Regions from separate parts of the Homo sapiens genome. Here all the other regions are linked to region 1. A link is a loop called in an ENCODE intact Hi-C map of the cell type or tissue named here. Cell type or tissue: Calu3. All regions are shown on one strand. Each heading gives the region's core, and the rest is flanking DNA. Links, peaks and the distances in the headings are about the cores only.

Evidence for each region. Hi-C counts contacts between places; a loop is a spot of excess contacts. Peaks named below come from ENCODE experiments on the same cell type or tissue, not always from the same donor. Only the 100,000 strongest peaks of a DNase experiment are listed, where the experiment ranks them.
Region 2: it touches region 1 in a loop (2.5-fold over the local background); 3 of 110 quality-filtered maps call a loop at or near these places.
Region 3: it touches region 1 in a loop (10-fold over the local background); 13 of 110 quality-filtered maps call a loop at or near these places.
Region 4: it touches region 1 in a loop (15-fold over the local background); 47 of 110 quality-filtered maps call a loop at or near these places.
Region 5: it touches region 1 in a loop (6-fold over the local background); 61 of 110 quality-filtered maps call a loop at or near these places.

The regions. Positions count from the first base shown.
Region 1 is chr20:11,540,775-11,547,175 of GRCh38, forward strand. No RefSeq gene overlaps it. Among named protein-coding and RNA genes, the nearest start is that of LINC00687, 330 kb to the right of the region's middle. In Calu3, for the core only: no CTCF peak of the experiment used is centred there; DNase peaks (open chromatin) are centred at 2,907 and 3,467.
Region 2 is chr20:11,370,163-11,376,563 of GRCh38, forward strand. All of the region lies in intron 1 of LOC105372529 (a long non-coding RNA gene), which reads right to left. Among named protein-coding and RNA genes, the nearest start is that of LINC02871, 350 kb to the left of the region's middle. In Calu3, for the core only: no CTCF peak of the experiment used is centred there; a DNase peak (open chromatin) is centred at 3,409.
Region 3 is chr20:11,202,829-11,209,229 of GRCh38, forward strand. No RefSeq gene overlaps it. Among named protein-coding and RNA genes, the nearest start is that of LINC02871, 180 kb to the left of the region's middle. In Calu3, for the core only: a CTCF peak has its summit at 2,511 (motif pointing left); DNase peaks (open chromatin) are centred at 2,503 and 5,173.
Region 4 is chr20:9,613,886-9,620,286 of GRCh38, forward strand. All of the region lies in intron 3 of PAK5 (p21 (RAC1) activated kinase 5), which reads right to left. It overlaps LOC101929348 (a long non-coding RNA gene), which reads left to right and starts at 6,122. Exons shown (of 3, transcript XR_244242.4): 1 at 6,122-6,206. RefSeq lists an enhancer at 2,547-2,736. In Calu3, for the core only: CTCF peaks have their summits at 3,362 (motif pointing right) and 4,255; DNase peaks (open chromatin) are centred at 3,376 and 4,276.
Region 5 is chr20:9,975,315-9,981,715 of GRCh38, forward strand. No RefSeq gene overlaps it. Among named protein-coding and RNA genes, the nearest start is that of PARAL1, 7.8 kb to the right of the region's middle. RefSeq lists an enhancer at 2,107-3,306. In Calu3, for the core only: a CTCF peak has its summit at 3,262; a DNase peak (open chromatin) is centred at 3,257.

The DNA.
Region 1 (6,401 bases), core at 649-5,648:
GGCTTGGGGCAGGAAGGGGGAAGCCCCTGCCACAGAGTTGCAAATAGGTCTCTTTTTCTTGGGTTTGCATAGAAAGTCCTCTGAATGAGCTTGCTGTGGCCTGCCCCTTACCTTCTCATAGATTGTTAATATAGGCAGTAGGAAAAGTACACACAGAACGGTTTAGAGGGAGAAGGGAGGACTCTGGGAAATTTACTAAAAAATTAATGGATCTCCGTCTGGTGCAGTAAAGGCAATTCTTGATTGTTTGCACCAATGCAGTGAGCAGATTATCAAGGCACAGACAAGGTTTCCTTAGTCCGAAACATAGAGAACTCCGGAGGCCCTTATCAAAACCATTTCCCTCCTGGTTTAGCGACTGGTTATGGCTTTAACTGCATCATCTCCATCAGCAATGGCAGGCCAAGCTGCTGCTAGGAGCAAAAGCTAAGGCTGGTTTTCCTGCAAAGCAGAAATACTTGTCATTTCACAGGGGCCTGGTATCTGAGTCTCATTCAGCCATCTTGTTTCCTGTGAGGCCCAGGCTGTATGGACCTGGGCTTATTACTGGGCTTATTTGTGTTTTGGTTTGAGAATAGGATTGAGCGTGTGGTAATCAGATGATGCTCTCTGCAAACCGCCTGGGGCAGAGCAGCTAGAGTTCTGAGGGAAGCCTCCAGCTTCATCCTTCGGGAACTCCCCTTAAGTCCCGTAGCTCCCTCCCTGCTCCTACCTTTGGCCTGAGAATTCTCATGCTGCTCCTTAGAATTCTAAAGACTCATGATGTCTGGCACTCTGCTAGGCTGGACCTTCACTTTTGAGACGGATTCAAAGGTAAATTTTGTTTTGTTTTGTTTTGTTGATATGGAGTCTCACTCTGTCGCCCAGGCTGGAGTGCAGTGGCGCAATCTCGGCTCACCGCAAGCTCCGCCTCACCGCAAGCTCCGCCTCACCGCAAGCTCCGCCTCCCTGCAAGCTCCGCCTCACCGCAAGCTCCGCCTCCCGGGTTCACGCCATTCTGCTGCCTCAGCTTCCCGGATAGCTGGGACTACAGGTGCCCGCCACCACGCCCGGCTAACTTTTGTATTTTTAGTAGAGACGAGGTTTCACCTTGTTAGCCAGGAAGGTCTTGATTTCCTGACCTCGTGATCCGCCTGCCTCGGCCTCCCAAAGTGCTGGGATAAAGGCAAATGTTTTAACCAAAAGGAGTAACTCTGTAAGGGTTCCATGTGAGACACTGTGGTATCTTGTAGGTGGAAAAAACTTTATGATATGAGAAGAATAAGCTGCGAATTCTTCTTCTTTTCACATTACCAAAGATACATGTTTTCTCTCTTATTTTAATAAGTCTTATTTTAATAATAAAATTGTAATTGCAAGCCACCTCTAAAGTCTATACATGTCTTATTAGTCATTTTATTTATTTATTTTTTTAATGCTCAAGGGGTTGTTTTGATACAGACACGTGGGATACCAGAATGCCTTTATTTTGCAGAAGAACAAACTGAGGCTGGAAACAGAACTATGCAAAATGATGACTTAAAACATGAATACTTACATGTTTATACGTGTCTTTTTAATAGAAAATAAATAGCCATTAAAATCTAGGGGAAAATTACAGAGAAATTCAGAAATAAATGAACCAGAACATCACCCCCAGGTATTTCTGCTATGGAGTTATCGATGAATTTTCTCCCAGTCATATTGTCTATGAATTTGTTTTAATTTGTGGTGTTTTGCATTCATACTATTTGCACAATTTTGTATCTTTATGTTTTTAATGTTAAGAACATAAACACATCAATTACTTGTTTTCACAACAAAGTATTTCCATGAATGAACATGCCTTTGTATGCTAGACAGTTTCCTGGATTTTTAACCTTTAGATGTTTTCTGGTGTCACATTAATATAATACTGTGTCCAAAATCTTTTTACCTTTTTTGCTTTAAAAAAAAACTAGTTAAATTAGTCAACCAATGTTCTGAAGAATATTGTTAGATTCAAACTTTTAAAGTATGTTTGGAAGTTAGTTTTAGATGAGTTGCTTCGAAAATATCTACGTTTTTACCTTGCTTTAGTTTTTTTCCTTATGTAAGCATATCTAGTTTACATTTTCACAAACAGATATTAGAGGTGTGTTGTTTTATTAACTGTTTAAAAGTCTGTCCAGTATATTCAATGAAGACATCAATCAGAATAAAATTACAAGCTAAAAATAATTCTGAAACCTTTCTTTATAAAATGGTTATCATGTGTGTCATCTATGTTGTTGTGTTTGTAAATACCTATGCTAAGTGGATGGGCATAGCTCACCCAATAACTGAAAAGATTTTTTGTGGGGACACAAGGACCCTTCTTTTAGGTACAGAAACTGCAACAAGCTATATAGTGGAGCTAAACTTAGGCGTACAGCAGCCTTTCCAAGAATTTGTGGCACAAAGCAGACAGGAATATTCTACACACACACACACACACACACACACACACACACACACACACACACACACATTCCGCTTCCTGTCTCTGACTTTCTAACTTGACCTTACTTACTTGCAAACTTGGAAATACAGGCATTCTCTCTCTCTCTCTCTCATAGAGTCATGATTCTCAAACATTAAAATAGCTTAAAAATTAACATACCTTAATGTCATCTTAAAGAGTGAGGAAATATTTAGCGATCCTGTGAACAATTTTTATTTTCTGTAAACTTCCCCAATCCTCACATTTACCTTCCTAGGTAACTATGTGCTTGACTTATATATTTTTTCTGCATTCTTTGTAGCCCTTTCTTTCCCCCCATGGACAACTGTGTGTCCCAGCATTACAATACATGTGTGGACAAAGAAGCTTTCTGTCCAGAGAGAAATTAAACATTCCAGTGGCTTTTCTCACCAAGTCCTGACACAGAGTGACCCTTGGCATCTCATTTGTGGGCGAGCGTTGAAGATGGTGGAGAGATAACCTGAAGCAAATCTCAGCCTGTTGTTCAGGCTGCCTTGGGCAGTCCAGAGAAGAACAACATTTAGAACATTTATGACCTGTAAAATTTATCCTCTAGAGTTGAGCCCACAATTTTTGGCCAATAATTATATGTGAGAGTAAAATATAAGGGACATATCTTGGAAGCAGTATTGCTGAGTACTTCAGAAATGAATGACTATTTTAATCAACCTACCTACATTTGGGCGATTATCCAAACTATTTGGCTTTTTACTCCTCTCCCCTTCCAAACTTACCCTCCTAAAAAATGTTTGAGAGTTAATAAAATGATGTATTTAGAGCTCTTAAGCCCTAGTTCACCTTGTTTTTTTTTTTCTTAGTTACCTTCGTGATTACTTCTAATTCTGCCCTGAGGTGCAAACTTGATTCCATTCAAAGGAAAAGGAAACCAAAACAAACAACAAATAAAAAGTAACTGAGGAGTGTCTCCAAAAACTACTACTGAAAACCTAGTTTACCTACAGTTCAAATATGATCCACTCTCGCCATCTGCTGGCTGTATTTTTGATTTTTTAAAAGGGAAGTACTGGCACAGACACATGGGCTAACGTTATTGTGTTTTGATGTGTTGTGAATATGTGTGGGGAAGCTGGGCACTAAACCGTCCAACATTCAAATTCAGTATGTTTTTGAGCACCTATATTTAGCTGAGTCTCCCTAGTTTATAATTTGGTGGAGGGTTTTATACGTAGAGAATCATCACAGTCAAGACGAAGTAGAGACTGGGACCAACGGCTGCATCCGTCAGGGAGAACTTCTGTCAAAGAATAACGCACAGACACTGGGTCTCAGAAAGTGGCTGTCTCTGAGGACTCAGCGTGTTTCTTCTCTTTGATGAAACTAATGATGACTCAACTCCATGGATCTAATTGTCTCCCTCTAGAATTACCTTTTCTGAGTGTTCAGGGCTCCTTGATGGTTTTGGGTTTGTTTGTTTGTTTGTTTGTTTGTTTTTTGAGATGAAGTTTTGTTCTTGTTGCCCAGGCTGGAGTGCAATGACGCGATCTCGGCTCACTGCAACCTCTGCCTCCCGGTTTCAAGTGATTCTCCTGCCTCAGCCTCCCGACTAGCTGGGATTACAGGCGCAAGCCACCATGCCTGGCTAACTTTTGTATTTTTAGTTAAGACTGGGTTTCACCACGTTGGCCAGGCTGGTCTCGAACTCCTAACCTCAGGAGATCTGCCCACTTTGGTCTCCTAAAGTGCTGGGATTACAGGCGTGAGCAACCGAGCCCAGCCTACCCAGTGGTTTTTTCTTTAGACGGAGTCTTGCTCTTGTCACCCAGGCCAGAGTGCCGTGGCACAATCTTGGCCCACTGCAACCTCCACCTCCCCAGTTCAAGCGATTCTCCTGCCTCAACCTCCCAAGGAGCTGGGATTACAGGCTCTCGCCACCACCCCTGGCTAATTTTTTTGTATTTTTTTAGTAGAGACGGGGTTTTACCATGTTCGCCAATATTCTCCTCCTCCAAAAGGCGTGCCTCAGCTGACCCATCGAGGTTTCCCCGAATATAACATTAACCAACCTATTTGGAGTGTTTTACCCAAACACATGTATTTAAGCCACACAATAACCCTATGAGGTAGCCATTATTAATCGTGTTTTATAGATGAGGAAATTGAAATCCAAAGATATTGATGACAGAACTGCTAAGTGATAGAGTCAGCACAATGCCTGGATGGAAATTCACTTCCAGAACCACATCTTCACCACAAACATTGCTGTCAGGGCTCTCCAGGTAACCCTGTTTCTGTCCGTGCAGTGTGCAGCTAACAGAATTCCCTTATCTCAGCTGGGAAACAGGAGTGATGGAATCATTTCCCACTCCCAAGTCATCGCCACAAAACTTCTCCTTCAAAATTTGTCTCCGGAATCACTTGTTCAAAAAGCCCTTTGAATTTCTCTTTCTCTCTGAGTACTCAGAATATGCCTGTCCTATAAAATTTCATTTGGCGGCTTGTTTTCTTCGTGCCCCTCTAATATTCACCAAGATTATATTTATTTGACTTTACTCTCAGAGTGTACTTTGTGGGGGGGGGACAAAAGTGATTATTTTTCCTCTAATGCTGTCGTATAAATGCTATGGCAATCTAGTACCTCTCATACGTAGGGATATGCCCAGGTCTTAGGGAAAACTCACTTGTACATATCTGTGTTATTGGGCCTGTGGGCCAATGATATTTCTATTTCCTGTTCTGCAACTTTGTGTACAACAATAATTTAAAGTAGCTTCCAAAGGATAAAAAATGTTCTCTAAGAAACTGATGAATCTATATTTACTTATGTTGCCCCACATCCTGCACATTCTTTTTCTTCGAATTAACTTTCATTTTCTTTCTATCTTTCCTTTCCTTCAGGTTAATAACCTTTGCTGGTGGGGTTCTCCAGAATCAGCTGCCAAAACAGAGTCTGAGTTTCAAGGTACTTATTAGGGATCAAGCCCTGTGGAAGACACAGGGGAAGCTGAACTGTGAGGGCAGCCCACAGAAGCCTCCCCTGCCCTGCAGGGAGCTCTGGAGTGAATACTGTTCTGTCCACCAGAGCTGGGCCCCAGTGGGCGAACAAGACCAGGCCTTTGCACCCCCACCTCACTCAGCATCAGGCTGTGTGGGTTGTCCTAGGAAGGGGTCGACTCAAAGAAGAAGACACTGAGGAGATGACAGTGGGACCATCTGCCAACTCTACTCCCAGAAGCTGGGCAGTGAGGCTTTCCTTGCTGGGATTCTTGGTGGAGAATCTCCCTATTGATCACGGTGGCATGAATTCTGCCTATAGCTCACACGGTGCTCTTTCTTTCTTACAATCCATGTCACACAGGCTGTGCTTTTGCATACAAACAGGGACTATCTACTGATGCACATACTTTGTCTTCTCAGTAAAGAATTTACCAAAATACAAAAGAGCTACCTCAGTGTCCATAATCTGCAGGTGAACCTGAAACTCCAAGAAACTGACCAGGAAAGAGAAGCATGGGAAATTAAGAGCCCTACCTCTTCATTTCCAGAAACATTTCCATAGGGCTTTCAAATGTTCCTTTAGTTCCTTGTAAGGAGTAAGAGAAGGGCCCGTATTTGCATCCTCAGGAAGGGGAGGGTAAGTGTCTGCTTTCCCCACCCTGCCATAAGAAAACTCCCTGACTCTGTGCCTGCATCACTGCAGGTCCTCTGAGACGCAGACACCTACAGGGAAATAGACGTGTGAACAACGTGTTGGAAAAAATTCCTGTGAAGGATAAACAGAGCAGCAGAGAAAAACTTCAGTCTACAATGGAGGTTCAATACCTGAGAAAGACCAGAGGGAAGAAGGGGGACCGAGCGAGCCTGACAGCACAACATAGCTCTGGGAAAGCCTTGGCCAGGCTGACGCACAGTTCCAACATAGAGATGGTCCATTAGAGGGAGTCGTGGGATAATCCAATTC
Region 2 (6,401 bases), core at 425-5,424, 170 kb before region 1:
TATTTTACTGGAGTCCATTTAAAAAAGTAGTACTATGACTATATACTTAATATTTTGATAGGTGTAAGGAAGCAAAACTAAGAAAAAATATATGCATATGTAATGTAAATCATGAATACAGTAGAGCGGTGGTATGCTAAGATGGCATGGGGTTTAAGCTGGAGTTTTGAAAGAGCATTCATAGATAAAGGAAGTTAGAAAGGAACTTACTGGAAGGGATTGAGGATTTGGAGAAAATGCACAAATGACAGGTGACAGGAAGTCATCTAACTTCTTCTCCATGATTGGTGAGTTGATGTGTGAGACTGGAGGCCAACAGCACCTACATATCAGGATCACTTGCTCAGGTAACTGCCAAAATTGAAACATCAGATGTTACCTCTGGAGGAGGGAGAATAGAGAAGTAGAGAGAACACACCAAGGATTGAATTTGGGGAAATGCCCTTGTTTAGTGAAAAGGTGGACTAGGAGGGTCTGAGAAACAGGATTTGAGAAATTAAGTGGTATCATATAAGAATCCCAGAGAGTCAAGTTTCAAGAATATTGCTAATGGGCAAGAAGAAAAAGGATGGAGAATTCCTGCTTATCGGGCCATTTGATGATTTTAGCGTATGCTCTTGCTTGAGGTGGTGGATGAGGGGTTCTGTAGAAGGTGGATTTCAGGTCCTATACAGGGTATTTTGTGAGACTATGAATGGCATGATGGTAGGTTATATACAATTTGAAACATTTAAAATAATAAAGTGTTAAAGGTAGAAGACAGGAAGTTTTAACATTATTATTATTATGGTTTGATTTTTGTTTGTCTTTTTTCCTTGCCTTCTTGCTTTCTCTTGTTTTTAAGAAGAGAAAAAAATCTGTGCTATGGACAGAAAGCAAGAGGAAGCATCAAAGGTGCTGATGGTGAAGGAGGATATGCTATGAGACAAAACCTTGACAAGATGTATTGGACAGCAGAGCTTCTCACATTTGAACAAGCATAAGAATCTCTGGGAGAACATGTGAACGCAGATACCCAGGCCTTCACCTTGGGAGATTTTAAATGAGTAGGTCTAAGGTGGGACCCCAAAAACCTGCATTTCTGATGAGCTATGCTGATCCGGTGCACTCTGAGCAGATCCATGCAGCACTTTCAGGCTTCCTTTCTCTGCAGCTTTCAGCTTCAAGACACCCTGGGACTCTGCCCTCTCTTGGCTTTCTAGAAATACCACACTATTCTAATTCCTCAGTCTCATTTCCAAAGTCATCTCTTTCCTCTTTGTGTCCTTTTCCTCTCAAACTATGAGATATCCAGGGCTTGACTTTCTGACCACTTGCTTTCTGCAGGATACATGTGAAAATAATTTATATCAATATTTCTAGACGGATCCACTGGCTCCTCCCAGGCCATGTATTGTCATTCCTGCTATATCTACTTGGAAATCTCTTCCTAGTTGTCTGTGCCTTCTACCTTACCTGAAAAACACCTGTCCTTTATTTCTCCCCCAAATCTAGAGTCTTCCTTGACTGATGTGGGACCCCACAGTCTCTACCCCTCACAGTTCAACAAAGGAGGGAGTACTTGTCCGTTCATAACATCACAATCCAAAATGTGCTCCTTGATTGAATCTGGATTTGAAAATATCAGTGTTAAAAATATTTGAGAACAAGCGGGGAAATTTGATAGTGGACTGGGGTGTGTAAGATGTTATTAAAGGATTATTAGGTTTTTTTGAGTAACATATTGGGGTCATGTGGGAAAATGTACTTTTTCTAGTAGAAAAATAGACCTCCAAACTATTTTTTAGCTTAAATTGTCCTGACCCCATCACCTAAGCGATGTAATAGGGGAACATGACTAATTCATTAGAGTTGCTAAAGCTGTTTGCCATGCCACTGTGAGCAGTTTAAAGGATAACTAATAAAATATTAACTTAGGTGGCATGTCCAGAGGACACTTAATATAAGACTATTTTCTTTATTAGAAAAGTGAATATGGATATTTTTGAAGTCTGCTTGAAGATAATTCTGACTATTCATTTTTTTGTCCTGAACAGAATGTACTCTGAGGTTGAAAATGGTCTTGATTTTCAAAAATAGAGTAGTCTGGATATAGATCATAAACATGTAGCTGAGTGCTGAAAAGAAAAATGAGATTTTGTAAAAAGGGGATAATTTTCAAGTTGACAAACATTGGTGAACTTCAGGGCCCAGGGCCATTTCAGAATTCAGAGAGATTAACAAGTAATTACATTTTTATTGAGTGTCTAGGATTGACAGACCTGGGGCTGATGGATTCTTGGGAGGTTACAGTCTAGGTGAGTGGGAGACATGCATTTGTGGAATGGTCCAGACAACAGATGGAGTCACTAAGAGCTGCCAACACTGTAAAGCCCTGGTTTACAAACTTGACTGCATTTTGGACTCGCATGGAGAGGTTTAAAAAATACTGATGCCTGGGTCCCAACTCTTGTGTGTCTGATTTAGTTGCCCTGGGGTGTGTCCTGTGCATCGGATTTTCAAAATTCCCCAGGTGAATCTAATGTGCACTTAAGGCTGAGAACAAGTGTACAGAAGTCCAGGATCAATTCCAGCTGGAGAATTTGACTTCCTGGACTAGGCTCTGTGCCTGCCCTCGAGGAGCTCTCTAATTGTTTTACTCTTTCTCCTCCCCTGCCTCTCATCATTTGTTCTACTTAGAAATTTTTGTCTTTCTTGCTTGAAAGTGAACTAACCACAACAAACAAAGGGAAATAAATGATTATTACACCCAGGCAGCAAACAAGCACTACCAATGATAGAGATCTTGGTTTATGCAAGTAGCTCAGTAAACAAATGCTGTGTTAAAAGCTGAAAGAATGCCCTCCCTCTACTGCTAGAACAAAACATCATCCATGTGTCGGCCTGTGGTCTGATGAGTGATTCAACTTTCTTCCTCCGAGACTTTGTTGGTGTCTGATAGATGCCACTAGAGGCTATGTTCTATTCCAGCCTGTTTGAAATGCAAAGACTTGCGTAGCAAAATTATCTCACTCTAGGAAAATAGACAAGTGGTCAGTAAACTATGGTTCTGTGGGCCAAATGCAGCCCACTTACTGTTTTGTAAATCAAGTTTCACTGGAACATAGCCATGCCCATTCATTTACTTATTGTCAATGGCTGCTTTTGCACTACAGCGACAGAGTTGAATAGTTGTGAAAGAGCCTGACTGACAGGCCTGCAAAGCCAAAAATGTTGTCTATCTGGTCAGTTACAAAAAAAAAAAAGAAAATAGTTGCCAATCCCTGTAATATAGGCATTTTCATGCTGTCTTGTTAGCATTTGCCTGCTGTGGTCAATCAATTTGAAAAATGTCTCCAGTTCTTCACTCCTCCCTATATCTGTCTCATTTTCAATGTGACTGCAACTCCCCTCACCTGGGCACGGAGCCAGTTTCACCAGCCATTGCATCTGTGTTGGCCTGAGAGTTATTTTGACCTAGAATGCCAAGAAAGTGACACTGTATCCACCCTGAGCTGAGACTTCAAGAGGCTTTTCAGACTTTCACTTGCTCTGTTAGCATCCTGACTCTATGAATAAGCTTAGGCTAGCTTTCTGGATGATGGGAGACACACAGCCCAGGTTGCCCCATTGCCTTAGCCAACAGTCAGACAGTCTTCCAAAGCAGAATTGCCTTCTAAACTGCAACTGACCACAGGTGCATGAATGAGCCTGATCAAGACCAAAAGAAGGGCCCAGCTGAGCACAGCACAAATTGTCAACCTGCCGATGCATGGACTATATACATGTTTGATGTTTTAACCCACCACATTCGAGAGTGGTTTGTTGTACAGTAAAAGCTAACTGATTCACCTGTCATTAGGAATTAAGCCAACTAATTTTGTGGTAGGATTTCCTTTTTTCCTTTCTTTATTCAAAGCCAGAATATCTCAGTCTTGTCCATAAACCTCAATCTGAAAACAGAGAGAACAATGCAAAGAAAGAAAAACTTTATGATGATTCTATGACACTTTCACCAAACACTAAGAAAACAAACATAAAATGAACAACTTGGTTTTCAAACAGAAATAATAAATCTGTAAGGGCCCACATATAAATATATACTGACAGCATTTGAAGGTAAAGAAAAAAATATATACGTATATAAAAAATTAAGCAAGAATAAAACCAATGGTTGAAGAAATTGTAATAAAAAATTACCATGTGCCAGGCACTGGTCATGCCAGAGGTATGACAATGAATGAGAAGCATGAAGTCCCTAATCTCCCCTAAAGCACATTCTTGTGGAGAAGGACAGACTACAAAGAAGTGAACACATAAACAAGATATAATATAGCACAAACATTTAGGAAAACAAAAATGCAGTAATGTGATAAATCTTAGTAGGCTATTATATACACTTTATGTATATATATAATACAGGCTTATATATATAATATAGGCATATATATATTCTCTATTATTAACTTAATTTAGTGACAAACCATTAAGCTTCACCTTTCCATTAGATGCTTTTTCTGCCTAAAGGACTCTACACTTAGATGGCTGCATGAAGTATCTGGGTCTCAGTTAAATGTCAGTTCTTCATTGAAGCCTTCCCTGATGAGCCAGTTTATAATAGCCTACTAAGATCTATCACATTACTGGATTTTAGCTTTTCTGAATATTTTTGCTATATTATAGTGTCTGTTTATTTATGTGTTCACTTCTTTGTCATCTGTCCTTCTCCAAAAGAATGTGCTAGGGACTTCATGCTTCTCATTCATTGATGTATCCCCAGAATGACCAGTGCCTGGCACATGGTAATTTCAGTTACAATTTCTTCAACCAATGGTTCATTCTTGCTTCTCATGGATACAACATCATTTTATCTGAAAAAAATAAGTACCCCCAGTCCATGACTATTTTTGAGCAAATGAGGATAGTAACAGTATAAGATTTTTAGTGGCATTTTCAATGAAAGAATTATACAACAATCCCTGATTACTCTTTGTCTTTATGTGTCCATAATTTTACTGCTAACACTAAGAGAGTGTATCTTGCTGTTATCAACTCTGGCCACATCTTCACAAGTACATATAGCAGGTCACTATTTTGTTTTACAAACAGAAGTTGATTAAGTTGTCCATTCTGTAGGACCCACAACAAACCACAGCCCAATATAGCAGCAGAATGTAAGGATTTAGAAGGCCTAAAATCTACAAGCTCAGGAAGACACCCAATTAACAGAAATTAAAGTTCAAATCTGACTCATCCACCTACTGGAAATTCTGGGCTGTCAAACAATATCCAAGCTTATTTTGCAATCAGATTAAAGCTCTGGGCCTTGTGGGGGCCGGAGATTGGAATTCTATTTTAAAAAGAAACGTGTAAGGCACTCTGCTTCCCATCAAGAAGTGTAATGAGTAGGTTTCACCTATGATCCCCAGTCCCAAATGATTGAACTGGCATTAGTGCCAAAAAAATTGAAAATGTCTTAACATGCATTAATCGCTTAATGGATGTGTTGTCTGCCTGAAAAGGGCGGGGTGGTATTTAGGTTGCTTAATGACTTTACATTTTCCCATGGCAAAATACTTGTGATTTGATTATGCTGTAATTAAAGAGTTACATAAACAATATCTTTGGAAAGGAACAAACGGGCTTCCTTGAAAGAGGGATTTTGGTCAGCTCCAGCTGGTATCTCAGGCCCCTTCATGAGGAGAAAACTCTCACCCCCAGGTAAACTCCTCTCTCTGCCTCTTAGAAGTTGCCCTTAGTTTTATGCCTGCCTGTGTGTGTGTTGTGAGTGTAGATCATGGGAGATGGGGAGTGGGCAGAGGGAGGATTTTTTAAAAAATAAATGACATCTTTAATAGACAATTTTAAAACAGGTTGAAATACAAGTAATAAAGACAAGCACTTTAAATTTAGAAAAGGCTTGGGATCTTGAAGCCAAAAAGCCTAGTAATGAGAAACCCCAAGGGCAGAGTGGGATCTGTCTTGTAAAACCAGTCGATCAAATGTTTATTACTGTATAAGGAAGAACCTTTGAACTCATGTGGTTTGCTCTCATGTGTCCCAGAAACTATTTCCTCCAGGAGCACAGATTCTAAGTTTCTTAACCATAGGTTTCTCGCAACTTTTGGCAGTCAAGAGAGGTCTTTAGCAGGGAAGGTGGGCATTCCACCTTCCAAAGAAAGCACACCAGTCAGGATAATTTAGAAAGAAACCCAGAGGTTTGGCCTCAGGTTTACATTGAATCTTTATCTTTGGGTATTAGGAGCGCTTTTCTTTTCAAGTCCCTACTGCAATCCCTGCTTATTATACAGTTACAAGAAAGGTGGGAACCAATGAGAATAAATGTCAAATTATTTAACTATAGTTAACTTTCACAGTACATTTTCTTTTAATTTCCTAGATTTCAATCTTTTTCATGTTGT
Region 3 (6,401 bases), core at 499-5,498, 340 kb before region 1:
GGTACATCCATAATCACTGGAAGTGGGGAATTCATGTTCTAGTTTATGAGGGTGGTGTTCCCTGAAGTTGTGTAGTATACATCCTATGTGTCCCTGGAGCTAACAATAAAAATAAAACAGAAGTAGAAGCTTGGACAAATATGTATTATTTGAGTGTAAAACAAAGGAAAGGTAGTGTTGCAATAGTAATACTAAACATAATAGATTTAAGGCAAAAGGTATAGTCACTTTATAATGATAACAACTTCAACTCACAAGAAGATGTAATGATTTTACATATCCATGCACCTAATGATAGAGATTCACAGCATATAAATCAAAAATTGATGGAACCACAAGAAGACGTGGACAATAAGAGAATCAAAAGAATATATAGGCAAAACTACACTCATATAAGAAACTTTTAACACATCTGTTTCAGGAATTGAAAGAACAAATGAATCAAAAATAACCACTCAGAATTTTAGCATATTATCTTGCTCAGTAGTTAATAGAATTGCAAGGAAAAATCAATACAGTAAAAAAGAGGCTGAAATGCACAAACTAGGTATTTGTATTAGTCTGTTCTTGCACTGCTATAAAGAAATACCAGGAACTGGGTAATTTATAAGCAAAGAGGTTTAATTGGCTCACAGTTCTACAGGTTGTACAGGAAGCATAGCACAGCATCTGCTTTTGGGGAGGCCTTAGGAAGCTTACAATCATGGTGGAAGGCGGTGGGGGAGCAGGTGTCTTACATGATAGGAGGAGGAGCAAGAGAAGTCGGAGCCACCACACACTTAAATGACCAGATCTCAGGAGATCTCATTATCACGAGGACAGCACCAAGTCATGTGGGTCCCACTCCCATGATCCAGTCACCTCCCACCAGGCCCCTCCTCCAACATTGGGGATTACAATTCAACATGAAATGTGGGGGAGGACAAATATTCAAATGATATCTGCATTCATTACAAGGAGTTACTAAACTTTCACAAAGTAGAATAAAGTAGTTCAAATGATAAAAATAGGGCAGAGAAGATAAACATTGCCAAAATTTGGTTCATTGAAAACACAAAATTTTAAAACATCTAGAAAATTAATTTTAAGAAAAGGAAAAAAAAGAAAGCCCAAATAATCAAAATCAGGAAGACAAGGAGGCCATCACACACATAATGCAGACATTGTTAAGATATTACGAACACTCTTGCAAATAAAATGGAAATTTCAGAAAAAACTTGAAAACAATCTTAGAAAAATATAACGTGACTCATCTTACTACTTTTATATACACTTAATGGGAACCTACAGTGGTTTAAATTTTAGAAACAATTGTAAAAGGCCTTAAATATATTCATATACTTTTACTTCGTAGTCTCAATTCTCGGTAAGTTTGCAAAGGAATTATGCCTAAATGCAAACAATAACAACAGCGACCTTGACATACAAACACATTCCACATAGTTACTTACTCAAAAAAGAAAACTGGGCCAAATCAAGTGTGAAACTATTGATGAACAGCTAAAAAAATGGAGACAAGTGGGCCAAAACATCGTTTTTTTTTAATCCACTTTTTTGAAAAATGAGAAATCTATTTTTATTTCATTTTGTTTATATTTGGGCATATACTATAAATGTCCAGCAACAAAGACATTAATTAAATAAGTGATAGAAATATACTATGAAATACAATGAAATCTTTAGAGATGATTGTGTAAAAGTCTTTTTATATTTTGGGGACTCTAGCCCATTTGCATAAATTATCTTAATCCTATAAGAGGAAAATACAGAACCAGTAGGGAAAAAAGAACAAGATCATGGCAAGCTGAAAAGGCACAAAACTTCACTAAATCAAGTCAGGATTCAAAGAGAAAATCTAGCTTTATAGGGAAGCAGTATTAATAATAGTAAAACCCCAATAGTCCATTGTAATGCTTGAGACAAGGCCTCACATTTCAGCAGGTAGAATTATTACCACCCTGGGGACTCACGACCACAAGTCCATCTGTGATCAAAGCAACTCAGTTCCAAGTTTCACTGGATTTGGTGGTGATGTTCCTGATAGGCCTTATTTATCAGTTCTATGGTGACCATTAAAAAAAAAAAAACTCTCACACACACAACAGAATATTTTAAAAATTGAAGTTCATTTTATAATCAATAAGCACACTTAATGCAATGCTATTTTTCATTATTACTAGGTTGATAGTTTATCTTAAAGTTTAAGGCATCTTATTGTCAAGGAACCATAGTGTTTCCAGGGTTCTTCAGACTAGCTCAGGAACTGTGCCTATGGGTGACACCTGGCATTAGAGTTAGCACAGAGGACTTAAAAGCATTGGAAGGGAAAGGAGACCAGAAGTGAAACTGTAGATCATAACACAATCGAGTTATTAACAAAGATTACTTCCAGGTCTCAAAAGCTTGTGCTCTACTATGAGAGACAGGCTAAGAACAGTGACAAACCCTAGAATATCCTCCAGCAAATACTAGGAAGTTGGTTCGTAAGATCACTTTCCCAACTGCTACGCCCTCTGTTGGTAGGCACAGTTGATGAGTCTGACCTCACACAGAGTTTTGCTTCTGTCTTTCAAAGTCTGCAGGTTGGAAGGTGTAAAGCTGTGGAGTTTCACTGCCAAGTTCTGTGGCACAGGCTGTATACTCTAAGAATTTAAAGGCGAGATATTGAAAAGGACTAAGGAAGGATTAATGAGTTAGAGTTGGGGCTTAAAGAATTTCAATAGGTAAAAAGAGGGCTTTTCCAGGGCTAATAAACATGGAACTTGAGAGGGGAAGAAGGAAGGTGCATTTTTGGCATAGTGTTTCTTCTGGAGCATTTCCTTATTCAGCTCTGGAAGTTCTTTGGCTAAACTGGAATTGCAAAGGCAAGAATCTACTTGGAAATAACTGGAATGTGACAATATATTTCTCTCTGCTTCTCCCTCCTGACACAGAATTGGAGCCTAAGCCTCTTTGAGACTTTTCAGTCAAAGCTGGATTTTCATGCTAACGTATCTTAACCATACAGGCCCATTCCACATCTTGCAAATCTTGTGCCAGAAAAGGATTTCCACTGCCTTGCAAAGCTGTCCTGGCACAAACAGACCTCTGCGGGCATAGAACAGAATGAGCACAGAAAGACTACACAGCTTCCTGTGCTTGACAGGGTAGGAAGGAGGCTCTGCGCTATTCCCCTCGGGGGAAGAATCCCACACACTAAGTATAATTTCCAGGCAAGTTGAGTAATGGGGCAAAATTAAATTGGACTCTCCTTCTGTCTTAAACCTAATTAATCTTCCTCTACCATGCACTTACTCCACTAAAATATGGCATTAAAATTCCAGCACTTTAGTTAGCACTTTCCAGCAGCTTTCTATAAGGAGTAGTAACCTGATCTACTAGTTCATGAAATCCTAATATGGAATAATTTAGAAAAGTGAAAGGGTTGGTTCTCAGCAAATAAATAAGATATTGACTTAGGAATTTTAGATCCCAACAGTAGAAAAGCAGTGCCCCAGAGATATAAGTATTGTTATTATTATTACTTTGTTGTGTGATCTTGAGTCTAAGAAATCTATCATGTTAGTTGTTAGTGTAATTACATGCTTTGTGAGCATACTCCTTGCTAAGGATTTGTGGAAACAGAACTCCCTAATCTATAACTGTTAGTAACTCATATTTATTTTGAATTTGTTCTGGCTTCTGTTTTTCACATATTTAAGTGTCAGATTTGCTGTTGTGTGCTAGGAAAAAAAATGTTTACTTCAAAATCAACCATATTTTGATTTCAATGTACATCACAGCTTCAGGGTAGAAGTGCCCAGGATTGAGATGGTTGAACAAGGGTATATTTTCCACCTGCCTTAAAACTTAATTACAACTAGAATCTTTTCTTCCCCCTTAAGTGAGTAAATCCCAGACCAAACCTCTCATGTATTTACTTGTTTTGTCCATGCTAAGACTACAAAAAGAGAAAACATATTCTGGCAACAGTTATCCTAAGAGAGAAAAATTGCAAAATACCTAACATGTTGAAACATTTAGAAATATACCACAAATATTCATGTTTATGGGTTGTTTATATGTGCATTTACATATATATGCATATATTATTATGATAGCTTAATAGGAAAGATTCCTGCATATTATAAAACTTAGATTTATCACCAACTCTAGTTTTATGACATTGACTAGAAAGGAAGGACCAGAAATAATGGTTCTCTTTAGCTTTAGATTGGGTGATTTTTACCATTTATGTATATTTTATTTGATTGGCATAATATAGTGGAGCACATGAGCAGGTCATGTACATAATTCTCTTTTTTTTCCCTGAAGGCCAAGCATATAAGAACATAAGAGTGAAGTTCTAAAAGATTTTGTAGATAAATGATTGCAATAAGATGACTATCGATATTTAGGTATGTTTTAAAAGGACAGAAACTTAATTTGTTGTTTCTTATTGTATTGTTTCTTTAATATTTACTTAATTGCTTTCATTATTAAATACCTATAATTAATTGATTGCATGAAGAAAGCAAGAAATAAGTGAATAAAAAATATGTCTATACCAAATGACATATATAAAGTATAAAACAATGATCAGTTAGATCATAAATATTTTAGCTTCTGCAGTTCATACAGTCTCTGTTGCAACTAGTCAACTCTACCATTTTAGAGCAAAAACAGGTATGGATAAAGTATAAACAAGTGAGTGTGGCTGTATTCCAATAAAATATTGTTTACTAAAATAGTCTACAGGCTGAATTTATCCCATGGGTCATGCTTTGTCAAGAGCTGATTTAAGGCATCAAGGGCAGCCCTTTATTCTCAAAATAAATAATTAGCTTATAGGTATTTTAATAATTTGCAAGACTTCATGAAAGGATCGGCTCAGAGGAAACACAATTCACCCAAACTTTCTACTGACAAGTCATCAGTATATAGATGGTGTACAGGACCAAGCAGGCCTTTAGACTTTCTCTCCTCCCTGCCACTAAATTCCTTTTGGCCTTGCTGTATTTTATGAGTTATTCTTGTTTCCAGCCTAATACGAGGAAAATGGGTAGATGGCATAAGAGGACATTGAATGTACTGAAGGCAGCCCAAATATTCCATGCATTAGTCACTTCGGATATCCAGTGGAGTGAATGCGGCATTCATTAATGCCCAATGTCGGCCCGGGCAAAGTCCAGACAGTCTGCTGGCAGCAAGAAAGCTAAAGGCAAGAAGGCCTGTGTCGATTGTCGTCTGTACTTACGAGGCTGAGAAACAGTAGCTATGAATCAGCCTGTCTGAGACTCTGCTGTCATTATTTGCAGCAGTAAGGAAGATAATATTTTAAAAAGCTTTCAGGAATAAAATGAGTCTTAACCACTAGAGGAAGAATCACAGTCTGCAGCTACATTGCCTAGAGGCTTAATGATGATTCATTGCAAATTAGACCAATTAAGAATACCCCCCATATTGTAGTCTTGAGTGGCTTAGATAAGATCATTGGTTCCCTTTGACTCCTGGGATCCTAAAATAAATGGGATCTCAGAGATTTCTGGTTCAGGGCTTGTGGAATGTTAGAAGTATGAGGCATCTCACTGGAGATCTGGTCAACCCATTTCTTTACAGATGCGTAAACTGAGCTCTGGTGAGGTAAATGACATCCAGTGATTCATAATTAGTCGGTGGTGAGGTAGAAATTGAGCCAGCACTCTTGATTCTGGGTTGATAGTTTGATTCTTTTATTAAGACAATTGTTATGTATTCAACCAATGTAGTTTGCACATTGTTTTCCAAAGTGATTTCATCAGAGAACCCCTTTTGTTTCCTCACATGGTTCAGAGAAGACCAGAGTTCTCCAGAACCTACTTCAGGAAACTCTTTAATGACTACCCGACACCTTCAAGCCCTTTCAACTCCACCCACACATGCTGTTTTCAAGTCTGGAAAATGAGATCCAAAGAGACTAGGTTGTTGGCTCCTGACCTTGCCTGTATATTAGAAGTACCTACAGATCTTTTAAAAATTCCAACTCCAAGCCACACCCAGACCAATAAATCACAATCTCCAGGGGCAGGACAGAGACATCATATTTTTTGACGTTTCCCAGGTGATTTTAAAGTACAGACAAATTTTGGGAGCCACTGGGACAGGGCATTTCTACCTCTGCTATATCTCACATAGGAAGGCATCATCCATTATGGTGAAAACATGATTTGAGGACATTAGAAGAGATGGAATAACATTTCTTGAAAGGATGCCCTGCCACCATTGTGAACACACATCAGAGTAGTTCTGAAGAACAAAGGAACAAATATAGGTGAAAGTGCTCTAGAAAACTGAAGGATTTATATAATATATTCTTCTTTTATTTTAGGAGGTATTCAGACTTGAGCTAGCTGTGAATGCTGTTTTATCTAACTATTTACTAG
Region 4 (6,401 bases), core at 811-5,810, 1.9 Mb before region 1:
ACCTCACCAAAGGCCTATTTGCCACCGTTTCTGACCCAGTGCATCACATCTGGCTATCAACAAACAATCACAAGGCATAAAAAAAGGTAAAGACCACAGTCTGAAAAGACAGAGCAAATGTCAGAACCAGACTCAGCTATGGCACGGATGTTGGAACTATGAGACTGGGGATTTAAAATAACTATGATTCATGTGCTAAGGGCTCTAATGGATAAAGTGGACAGTAAGCAAGAACAGATGGGCAATGTAAATAGAGAGATCAAAGTTCTAAGAAAGAATAAAAGAGAAATGCGAGAGATCAAAAACACTAACAAATGAAGGATGCTTCTCACGGGCTCATTAGTAGGCTGGGCACAGCTGAGAAAGACTCTCTGAGGCTGAGGATATCTCAATAGAAACATCCAGAACTGAAAAGCAAAGGGAAAAAATGCTGAATGAAAAAGGCATAGAATATCCAAGGACTGTGGGATAATTAGAAAAGGTATATGTTTAATAGGAATACCAAAAGGAGAAGACAGAGAGAAAGGAACAGATGGAAAGTTGGAAACAATAATGACTGAAAATCAGACACCAAACCACAGATCCAGGAAGCTCAGAGAACACCAACCACGATGAATGTCAAAATTAAGCCTAGCCACATTGTTTTCAAACTACAGAAAAATCAGATAAGGAAAAAAATCCCAAAAGATGCCAAAGGTGAAAAACACCTTACTTCCTTAGAGGAACAAAGGTAAGAATTTCATCTGACTTCATGGAAACCATGCAAGCAAGAAGACAGTGGAGTGAAATATTGAATGTGTTGAGAAAAAAACTCCACCAGTCTAGCATTCTATACTCTGTGACATTATCCTCCAAAAGTAAAGGAGACTTAAAGGCTTTCTCAGACAAACAAAAATTCAGGGAATTTGATGCTAGCAGATCTGCCTTGTTAAATGTTCAAAGAAGTTATTCAAGGCAATAAAAATTGTTATAGGTCAGAAGGTCATATCTACATAACAAAAGAAAGAACATCAGAGAAGAAATAAGTGAAGGTAAAATGAAATTTTTAACTTGTTACTCTTAATCTAACAGATCAATTTGTTCAAAATTATTGTAGCCACAATGTATTAACATATATACAAATGTGCTACCGAGCCATGAAAAGATATGAAGGAAACAAATGCATATTACTAAGTAAAAGAAGCCAATCTGAGAAAAGCTATGTAATATATAATTCCAACCACAGGACTCACTGGAACAGGTAAAACTAAGGTGGCAATAAAAGGATTAGTGGTTGTCCGGGGTTAGGGTGTGGGAGGGATGAACAGGTAGAGCACAGAGGATTTTTTAGGGCAGCGATTCTTTATGATATGACAATGGTAGATACAGCTCAGACACTTGTCAAAACCCATAGAATGTGCAAATGAAAAGTGAACCCTGATGTGAACTATGGACTTTGAGTGATAATGACGTGTCCATGGAGGTTCTTTGACTGCAACAAACATGCCACTTTGGTAGAGAATGTCGATCAAGGGGGAGGCTGTGCATGTGTAGGGGCAGGGGGCATATGGAAATCTCTGTACTTTCCACTTAATTTTGCAGTGAACCTAAAACTGCTCTAAAAAGCAAAGTCTATTAAAGAAAATTCACAATAACCTAAAACAGATGTAGGCTAGATTTGGCCAGAGGGCTACAGTTTGTCGAATCTTGACTTAGAATAAGTCCTTCGTTGAAGAAGTAAAAACTATAACAAAAACCACCAACCAAAGTGTGTTCCAGTTACTGCTGCTGCATAATAAATCACCCCCAAACAACTCTTTGATTTTGCATAATCGTGTGGGTCAGGAATTTTGGAAGGGCATCTGCTGGGCAGTTGTCGATCACTGTAGTCAGATATTGGCTGGGGCTGCAGCCACCTGAGGGCACAAGGGCCAGACATCCATGATGCTCACTCCCGTGGCCTGGCAGCGGATGGTGACTCTTGTCTGGGGGCACAGCTAGGCAGTCTGCTGGAGCACCACATGAGGCCTCTCCAGCATGGAGTTTTCTCAATGCTGCATGCTGCCCCCACAGCAAGCAACCCAAGAAAACCGGTGAAAGCTACATGGCCTTTCCTTTTCTAGTGCTGAGAAGCCTCAGAGTAACTTCTTCCCCATTCTTCTGGTTACAAGAGAATCAGGAGCCAGTCCCACGTCAAGGGGAGGGAAGGTAGACACCACCTCTGATGGGAAGCATGTCAAAGACACTGTGGCTAATTTTTAAAATAAAGCAATGTTGAAACTACACTCCATTGTACTTCTACCTGGAAGCAGGGGATGGGTAGAAATGAAATTAATATTTATCACTATGAACCATGCATGATGTCAAATACAGTACACATGTTAGCCCACAACAACTTCCTGAATTAAAAAGGGCAGTTCCTATATTACAGATGAGGAACTGAAAGCACAGAGAGTTTCAGGTGCTCCTCAAATTACGCCAGTAGCGAGTAGCAGATTCTAATGTCAACGCCAGATGTGCCCAATGTTCATCCTTCCAGACTATTTTATGCTGCTGGAAACACGGCAAAGACAAGTAGCATGTTGGGAAGGGAATCAGCGTTCTCTTCGGCTAAAGCCTTTGTGTTCTCTATGGTAGGGTTTCTCAAACTTTAACACATATATACATCCCCCGGGCATCTTGCGAAAATAGATTCTCATCCTTCAGGGCTGGGCTGGGGACTGAGATTCCACATCTAACAAGCTCCCAGGGGATGCTGCTGCTGCTAGCCTGTGGCTTGCACTGTGGGATGTGGGGCTCTATGGCACAGCAGGGTGATAATACACTGGGGTGCAGTGCCCAGACAAGGCCCAGAGAGCCAAGCAAAGCATGCGTCCTTCCTTAGGGGCCTGATAACCTTCCCTATTCTGGGGGCAGTGAGAGTCTAAGGATAGAAGTCCAGGGGTGGGTAGTGGGTGGAATGTGGTTGAATTCCTTGGCAGTCTGTCCCACAATGCCAGTAGGCATAGGAAGAAGTTAGAAATTGCCATTTTCTTCTGGGAAAATCTTTTTGTTTATTCTTTCACTTTGGTTTTTCTGGAGTTGTACAAAAATACGGATAATTGCAAAAAGCTGGACTATTGCAATTGTGTGTGATTCAGACAGAATAAGCCTGAGAGGCATAACTGAGTCCAGAAAAATGCCAAGTCATAAATCAAAAGTGAGATCAAACTAATTATTCCAAGTGAGTCGATGGCACAACACTTGTTTATCTCAATACATAATCGGCTTCACTAATTAAAATGCAAATTCGATTGCATTTATAACTGGTAACCCTGCCAAGTTAAAGCTTCAATACATCTGATGTGTGAGCTGTACGAACTTTTCAGGGACACTAGGTGGCGCCCGTGTACTTTTCTTGAGAAAGCCAGGCTGCTTTAACCATTTAAAATTTCAATCAGTGGAAAGAAACGAGTTAGCCCAGTGGTTCTCAAAGACATTGAGTCAAAACTCTGGGGATTGGGCCCCAGATCTGTACGGTAAGTAATTCTTCCCAGACGATTTTATTTTTATACCAGTTGGTTAATGTAATGACATTGGAAACAGCTAGCACAGTTAAGCGCTTAATTGCTTAATTGTAATATGATAAAACTGAGGCTGAGAGACTTACTCAATTTGCAGGGATGAGACCCAAGAATCCCAATCCTTTTTTTTTTTTTTTTTTTTTTTTGAAATGGAGTCTCGCTCTGTCACCCAGGCTGGAGTGCAGTGGTGCGATCTCGGCTCACTGCAAGCTCCACCTCTTAGGTTCGCGCCATTCTTCCGCCTCAGCCTCCCGAGTAGCTGGGACTACAGGCGCCCACCACCACGGCCGGCTGATTTTTTGTATTTTTAGTAGAGACGGGGTTTCACCGTGTTAGCCAGGATGGTCTCGATCTCCTGACCTCGTGATCCACCCGCCTCGGCCTCCCAAAGTGCTAGGATTACAGGCGTGAGCCACGACGCCCGGCAAGAATCCCAATTCTTATCTGAACAGCTCTTCTACCAAAGCACGAAAAATAAAAAAAGTGGAAGTTTACATGAGGTTTGTTGTCAAAGCATCAAAGATACCTTTAAGCCTCTAAATTGTGTCCTGAAATTGAAGATACATCTCAGAAGAAAAGGTCGAACCTATCAAAAGAAACGCTACAACGAATTAACATTCAGTGGAGGTAATATTAGTATAAGGAAAAATAAACATTATGTAAGCATGTGACAAATAGGCTTGTAATGTGGCTCTCACACAACTAGATGACAGCATACTCCAAGGAACATACAGCGCTGGGCGACACTATCAAGGGAGAAGGAACAGCTCTAGGAAGTGCCAGAACATACAGTAAATACTACATAACTCCAAAGAGTCAGGTACCCCCCCAAGTTTTAACCCCTCTAAATTATAATCAAATTGATAAAACATAGCTCCACTCCATGTGGCTACAGAGTTTTCTGTTAAGATCCCCTGCCCAGTGTTATTGCTGAGACATATGTTGATACACAGGACAGACTATTACGGCCTGGAACTTTTTTTTTTTTTTTTTTTTTGAGACAGAGTCTCGCTCTGTCACCCAGGCTGGAGTGTAATGGCACAATCTTGGCTCACTGCAACCTCTGCTTCCCGAGTTCAAGTAATTTTCCTGCCACAGCCTCCCGAGTAGCTGAGATTGCAGGCATGTGCCACCAGGCCCAGCTAATTTTTTTTTTTTTGTATTTTTAGTAGAGATGGGGTTTCACCATGTTGTCCAGGCTGGTCTTGAACTCCTGACCTCGTGATCCACCCACCTTGGCCTCCCAAAGTGCTGGGATTACAGGCGTGAGCCACTGCGCCCGGCTGGAACTTATTTTTAATTCAATCATCAAATCTTTATTGAGCAGGGTGACAGGTACAGTTCTATAAGTACAAGCAACTTAAGGAAAAGCTGAGATGAATCGATATTTTCATAACATATCATATGTTTCAGGACTGGAGGTTTTAAGAGGAAGAAAGGAAGGTAGAAAGTGGCTTCTCTCAGATTCTTTTCTCTCTCTTTCTTTCGTTTTTTTTTTTTTTTTTTTTTTTTTTTTTTTTTTAATCTCACTGTTGCCCAGGCTGGAGTGCAGTGATGGGATCATGGCTCACGGAAGCCTTGACCTCTTTGGCTCAAGTGATCTTCCCACCTCAGCCTCCTGAGTAGCTGGGACTACAGGTGTGTACCACCACAACTAGATAATTTTTGTATTTTTAGTAGAAACAGGGTTTCGCCTTGTTGCCCAGCCTGGTCTGGAACTCCTGGGTTCAAATGATCTGCCTGCCTCAGCCTCCCAAAGTGCTGGGATTACAAGTGTGAGCCACTGTGCCTGGCCAGATCCTATTGTTTACTGTTGTTTTACTTTAGGTAGACCAGAGAAAATAGAAACAAAGAAAGTTTGGAAGAAAAAAGCCATGACTGCTTTTGATCTCAGGAAACTTAGCTATTATCTAGGACATGGCAAGATAAAACTGAAAAACAATTCTATTCCTTCCACGCTTCTCTTTGAAGGAGACACACTTGGCAACCCTGGCCACACTTCTCTTACCCCTTTTCACTGCCCAATACTCTCATTTCTCAGACACCAAATCCCTAACAAACTTCTCAACTCCCAGTTCTTCCTGGCTTTTTCTCCTGCCCTGTCTGCTGTGTTCAGGTCCCTTTTAAGGGTGCCGTTGGATAAATATTTGAACATTCCTAAAGATGAGGAGCTCGCCTTTCCAAGGCAGCCCCTTGCATTGCTGGATAACACATTTCCAAGTCTTGCCCTATTGAGGTAAAGTACTGGAGTCTCTCCGTGCTGCCTTCACTTACCTCTTCCTATTTTTCCTTCCAGGGGATTCCTAGAGGTTATTAATTCCCCTGCTGTGGGACAGTCATTCAATGTTTGAAGAAAGTAATTGTTTACTTCCCTCCCTTGATTCTTTGACAGAAGATCACCAGGGCTCTCAACCAATCATCAGTGCTCTCAACCAATCATCAGTGCTCTCAGACAATCATCAGTGCTCTCAGCCAATCATTAGTGCTCTCAGCCAATCATCAGTACTCTCAGCCAATCATCAGATCACCTGAATTCTAGATTTTCCATCATCTCAGCCACCTTTTTTCACATGCAACTTGTTAAACGTTGTCCAAGGATGAGATGGAATGAAATGGACACCTTTAGTGTACAGATAACATGGACGGAAGTTCTGTTGTAACAAGGTGGGTACAGAAAGTGAGGGCAGAAATATGAATCAGCAACACTGCCCTCCACCACAGCCTTTATTTGCCCATTCACAACACTCTGTAATTAGAGCTAGATCACATGGACAATTATTTCCCCTTTGGAGTAAACATTCCTAGAAGGAAGGACTCATCCCTGATTTATTCAATGTTGTGTCCTCAGCACTGGGCTTG
Region 5 (6,401 bases), core at 567-5,566, 1.6 Mb before region 1:
AAATAATAAGTACCAGAAGATTAGAGTAATATTTATAAACTACTGAGAAGAAAAAACTGTGACCCAAGAATTTTATACCCCCTAAATTTCCCTTCAAACGTAAAAATAAAACAAACCTTTCAAGTATACAACCTGTCATGCCTAAGAATTCATTTTGGAAAAAAAGAAATTCCTGAGGATCAAGTCCAGTCAATTTGGAGTTGAAAAAAAATGAAGAACTCAGGAAAAGAAATGTTGAATAAAATGAGAGTAAATCTCAAATGCATTTAAACATGAAACTAAGATGAAATCTCTATGGACATTATGATTGCAAATAGATTATAAATATAAAATTTAAAAATGTAATCTCCTAAACTCTGGAGATAAAGGCCTGTTTTCTACACTAATTTGCTCAGTTTTGAAAACAAAGAATCAATAGATACTGAAAAAGTTGGAAAAACATGGCTCATTATTGAGGAAAGTTCTAAAGATGTCCAAGCCAACTCTCTCAAGTGTTGATGACAAATTCTTATTCTTTTTAATTCCACAGAATCTCCTATCTATTAAAAAACTGCTTCCTAAGTCAGAAGGGGCTTGGCAAGAATACAAATAAACAACAACCAAGTAACCACTATCCCATGTATCAATAGCCATCTGTGGATTACAAAATGCTTTGATGCCCATGATTGAAGTTTGGACCTTGTGACACCTCAGTAATTGTGCCTGACATCTTCCATTTGCCCCTTAAGATAAAGATCCTCTCTCTTCCTTTCTCATCCTGCTCTCCTCCCCGGAAGTCAGACCTATGCTGGCTACATTTGTGGAACTGCTGTGTCCTCTGACTTTGTTTGTTTGCTCTGGGCCAATAGGGAGCCCCAAAAAATTGGAGGGAGGGAAGATACAGATTATCCTGGGCTAGCTCTGTCCCTCTGCTAAAAGTCACCATTCCTTGCAAGGCAGCAAACTCTACAGGAGTCTCTCCTTCTGTGTTCTGGGAACCACTCGTTTCCTTCATCATTGTGGCTGCAACCAACTTTACCCTCTATTGTGGTTCCCCTATACCCAAACTTTTGTAAACAGCCCCTTTGTTAAACTTCTTGGAATTATCCTATTGTGAGAATTCCCTTTGGTTTATGTTGGGACACTGATTAATACAGTTTCTTACATCCATTTTAAATTGAGCTAGCCAAGGCTGAAGTAAGTTATGTGATTCTAGACACAAGGGTCATTCTTCTATGTTGTCTTTCTTCCTAGCCTAGGATTAAATTTGGTTCAGAGCTATCTACAAAATAAATGGTTGAGGCACCTGCTCATGATCCTCTGGCAGGAAAAAATTCTAATTAATCTCTGGGGTGAGGGGTTATAACTCTAACTAGTCTGGTTAAATTAGAAATAAGCTTGCAATGAATTATATGTCTAGCTTCAAAGTTTTATTTTAAACGTAATTGACTGATAATACACAGCTGACTCTTGAACAGCATGGATTTGAACTGTGCAGGCCCACTTATATACAAGTTTTCAATGAAAGTTACACTGAGTGTGCCTGCCTCTCCTGTTTCCCCTTTCATCTCCTTCATCTCTTCCTCCTCTGCCACCCCTGAGAGAGCAAGACCTATTTCTCATCTTCCTCCTCCTCTTCAGCCTATTCAATGTGAAGATGATGAGACTGAAGACCTTTATAATGACCCAGTACCACCTGATGGAAAGTAAATATATTTTATCTTCTGTAGGATTTTCTTAATAACATTTTCCTTTCTCTAGCTTACTTTATTATAAGGCTACAGTAGATAATACACATAACATACAAAATATGTGTTAATCAACAGTTTATGTTATTAGTAAGGCTTCTAATCAACAGTAGGCTATTACTAGTTAAGTTTTGAGGGAGTCTAAAGTTATACACAGATTTTAGACTGTACAGGGGGTCAGTCCCCCTAACCCCTGCTTTGTCCACGTGTTAGCTAAGAATAAAAAGCAGTTGTGTCTCCCATCAGTCCTTTCCTTGTCTTTTGCTTTTAATGCCTTCGTGTAGCTCATCAGCAACAGCCTGGGTTCTTTCCACTCGCACTCTTGTCTGAAGTCTACCTTCAGTTCCTAGGCATTCCATATGCCCATCACCCAGTTGCTGTGAAGGTTAGATGCCAAATGGCTTCCAGCCACTCTTTCCCCAGAGGACTACTTTCAGTGCAGAAGGGGTGTCTTGCCAGGAAAGTTTTGTCTTCCCTCTGTGTAACCATGGACAAACAGCCAGTGACTGAGTGATATAGGGACATAAATCTGTGATACGGCTTATGTTTTAGAGCTCTCCCTATGGGATCTGCCTGAGGCTAGACCTTACCTAAGACCACATCCTTGCAATCCTTTCTCATCCCTTTTAATCCCCTTGAGGGTTTACCCTGAAGAGTGCTTTCTCGGTACATCACACACACAGAGGGATCCCTGTCCTAGGCTCTGCTTTGAGCCTGCACTTCCTGTGCTGTGATTTGATAGTCTCTGTACTAATTCCATCTTCCCTTCCCTTGTTTTTCAAACATTTCACATCCCTTATTGTGTGTGAGTCATTGCTTTTATGTGGCCCAACATCAGGAAGCTGTAGGTAAGACTATTAGTGCTCACTTTAATTATTTCTTTAGAAGTCATTCTGGGTCTGAAGATCATTACACCCAACTTCAAAGCAATCTTGACTCATATTTCATCCAGTCTATTTCACAATTCTGCAAAAGTAGGAATAAAATAGAATTTCCATGCTTTCTCCAATAAGGATCTTTAAATAAATAACATATTCATAAAGTTCTCCCAAGATTCTATTGTACACAAATACCAAGTACAACTTGTAGTTGTACTTAAAAAAGAGTAGTTGCGTTTAAAAAAAGAAGTTGACATCAACTCATAACTCTAGCATGTCTATTCCTGAAAGCAGAAACAATACTTGAGGCTAAGGAAATAAAACAGAATTAGGTTAGTTAGTTAGCTTGTGTTATTAAAGTTAACTTTAGATCCCTCCTAAGATGAATCACTTATTCACCCTCTACTGACACAATTTGTTATTTTGAAGAAGAGAGAGTTTAGGAGCTAAGAAATGGTTTATTTTAAAATATCTTTTTAATAGTGGTGAGCTTTTGAGCTAACCATAAAACTGCTGTACAATAAAGATGCTCATTAAGATAACAAAGGTAGGGCGATTAAAGTGAAACTGTGAGCTGCATCCTCTGTATCTGTATATGAGTCGTTAGGAAAATCCTCGTGACAGCAAACCAACAGAATAGGCAATAGGTGGTGCTGTTGCTATGTGTAATGCCTAGCAAAAGACAAGATGACGCATAAGGGGAAAATATTTGCCAGAAAGAGCACAAGACAAAAACATACCCCTAACTTCTGAATTCTCCAAAAGATGGCAGTGTCATTTCTTTGTCTCTCTTGTCTGAGCTCCACCACTTATCATTGTCTTGTTGAACTGAAGTGCTCAATTTTTGTGTTCTAGGCCAAAGCTATGGCCAACGTGCCATTTTTATATGAAGGTTGAAAGGATTCAATAGATCTCTGATATTGCTCAGCTGATCCGAAAAGACATCCAAATGCAGAGGAGATACAGATACCCACTGGAACAGGGGTCTTTAAAAATAGAGGATGTCCAGAAACTCCTCAGAATACATTGATTTCTGTAACATTTGGTAGAATTATTCCACAGTTATCTTTTGGAAAAGAAATGAGAAATATTTGGGAATAGTTCTTGAAGTTTGTTATATGATCTGGCTCTGTGTCCCCATCAAATCTCATTTTGAACTGTAATCCTAGTTGTAATCCCCACATGTTGGGGGAGAGACCACATGGGAAGTGATTAGATCATGGGGGCAATACCCTCATGCTGTTCTGGTGATAGTGAGTGAGTTCTCACAAGATCTGGTGGTTTTATAAGAGGCATTTTCCCCTTTCACTCTACATTTCTCTCTCCTGCCACCATGTGAGGGAGAACATGTTTGCTTCCCCTTCCGCCATGATTGTAAGTTTCCTGAGGCCTCCCTATCCATGTGGAACTGTGAGTCAATTAAACCTCTTTTCTTTATGAATTACCCAGTCTCAGGTATGTCTTCATAGCAGCATGAGAACGGACCAATACAGTTTATAAAATAAAAAGATAATTTGCAATAAACTTCCATAAAATTCAAAATAGTTTTCAAAAGGAGCATTAGCTATGCTAAACAAAAAAGCAGCAATATGAACAGTTAATAAATAGCAAAGTCTCTTTAAAGTATTGCTTTAGGCATGCAGAATGGATTTTTTTCTTTTTTATCTGTGATGGGATTTATCATCCTAGTGTTAGTTTAGTCAAATCAGTCTTCATGGTTTAGAAAGATGTCCAGCTGTGAAAAGGAAGTCACCTTGGGATTAAAATTTGACACAAATGATCAACAAAATGGAGAATATTTTACCATATTGGACATGCATTTTCAGACAGATTTGTGGAGATAAATTGTTTCTGATTCCAGTGGTCACACAAGAAGATACTGGCCTCTTCAAACTAATTAATTGAGTATCTTCAATTATTGCTACCCCTTGAAGAGTTGCAAACAAAGAAAAATAAGTTGCATTGTACAGTATAGTGAGAAATAAGGAGCAACAAAAATGATGCCTCAGCTGGGCATGGTGGCTCACACCTCTAATCCCAGCAACTCTGGAGGCTGAGGCAAGAGGATTGCTTGAAGTCAGAATCTGAGACAAGTCTGGGTAACACGGCAAGACTCCACCTCTAAAAAAATTTTTTTTAAATAAATACATAGCTGGGCATGGTGGTGTGCAACTGTAGTCCCAGCTACTTGGCAGGCTAAGGCAAGAGGATTGCTTGAGCCCAAGAGTTCGAGGCTGCAGTGAGCTATGACTGCACCACTGCACTCCAGACTGGGTGGCATACTGAGACTCTGTCTCTAAATATATATATATATATATATATATATATATATATATATATATATATATATATATATATATGAAAATAATGCTTCATAAAGTTTGTAAAGTTCTTTCTATGCACCTGATAGTCTAAGCAACTTTTTAAGATAGGCAAGATCATTAATACTGCCAATTTAAGTTTGAATATTCAAGGCACTTTTCCAGCACTTTATACTTATTAAATTATTTAATCTTGTAATGGCCATATGAGGTAGGTATTATTATTGTCCCCCTTTTCCAGCAAAAGAGACTGAAATAGAAAAAAGTTAAGTTGCTTCCCAAGGATATACAACAAGTAAGCTAGCTGGAATTAAAACTCAGATAGTCTGAAAAACTCACACAATCATTGCATCATCATTTTTAGAGGTAAAAATAGACATTAAAGTTTATATAACAAGCTATTAAAGATGCAACTGAATTTAAAACCAAGGTATTAATGATTTGTGGCCTGATGGTCTTCCTTGAGTTACATTCCATTTTTCTTCGGATAATTCCTGACTTGCCAAAAATTACATTCCCCTTGAATATAAGTGCCATCTAGACTGGTCTACACAGAGACTGTGGTAGGCTGGTATACCACAGATATTTCTCTGCACTTGACCACAGTGCTATCTGGAATTTCATGCCCACCCATCTCTGTAGGCTTCAGAATAGAGTCAGCCTGCTCTTGCAAGACTCTTCCCAGATACAAGTTCTCATCTGAGAAGTCTATAGTGGCCAGTTTAATGCTGACCTCAAGGAAGAAGGGGAAAGAGAGTGGTCTTCAGACTTTAAGATTCCAGACCTATCTTCACTTTGGCAAGAAAAAGGAAATTACTAGATGATTGCAAGTATAGGCAATATAGCATTCCTGAAAGCAGCTTGCCCAGTCTCCAATATTTTCCCAAGGATACGTAAGCATGATAGGACAGAAGTGTAGAAGTCTCAAATCTTAAGAAAATAAGATATTGCTCTCTTTAGCTAAAGCTTTGCTGAGCTTTCTTGGTTTACTCCTGTTCAAGCAGTTCTTACAGTTTCTATATAGGATGCTTATTGTATCAGTCAGCTTGTGCTGTGTTATGCTACAGTAACCAGACACCCCCTACCTCCAAATCTTAGTAGCTTACAACAAGAAACAGTTTTCTTTCTTTCTCATTTTACATGTCAATCACAGATTGACTTAGGCTCTTTATCTCAAGCCCATGCGGGCTGAATGAGCAGCCCCTACCTGGGACCTACCAGGCCCCTGGCTGTGAGAAGAAAATGATGTGAAACCACAGAGTGGTTCTTAGAGCTTTTGCTCAGAACTGGCTTCTGACATTTCTGACCACATTTCATTGGCCAAAGCAAGCCTGATGTCAATGGGGAAGGAAAGTTTAATCCTTTATAAGGATGGAGAGTCCCCTAATATTGGGAATGATAATACAATGATCAGACTTACTGAATTACATTATATTAGGCATAAGGAGGCTCCTATCTGAATAAATTAATAGGGT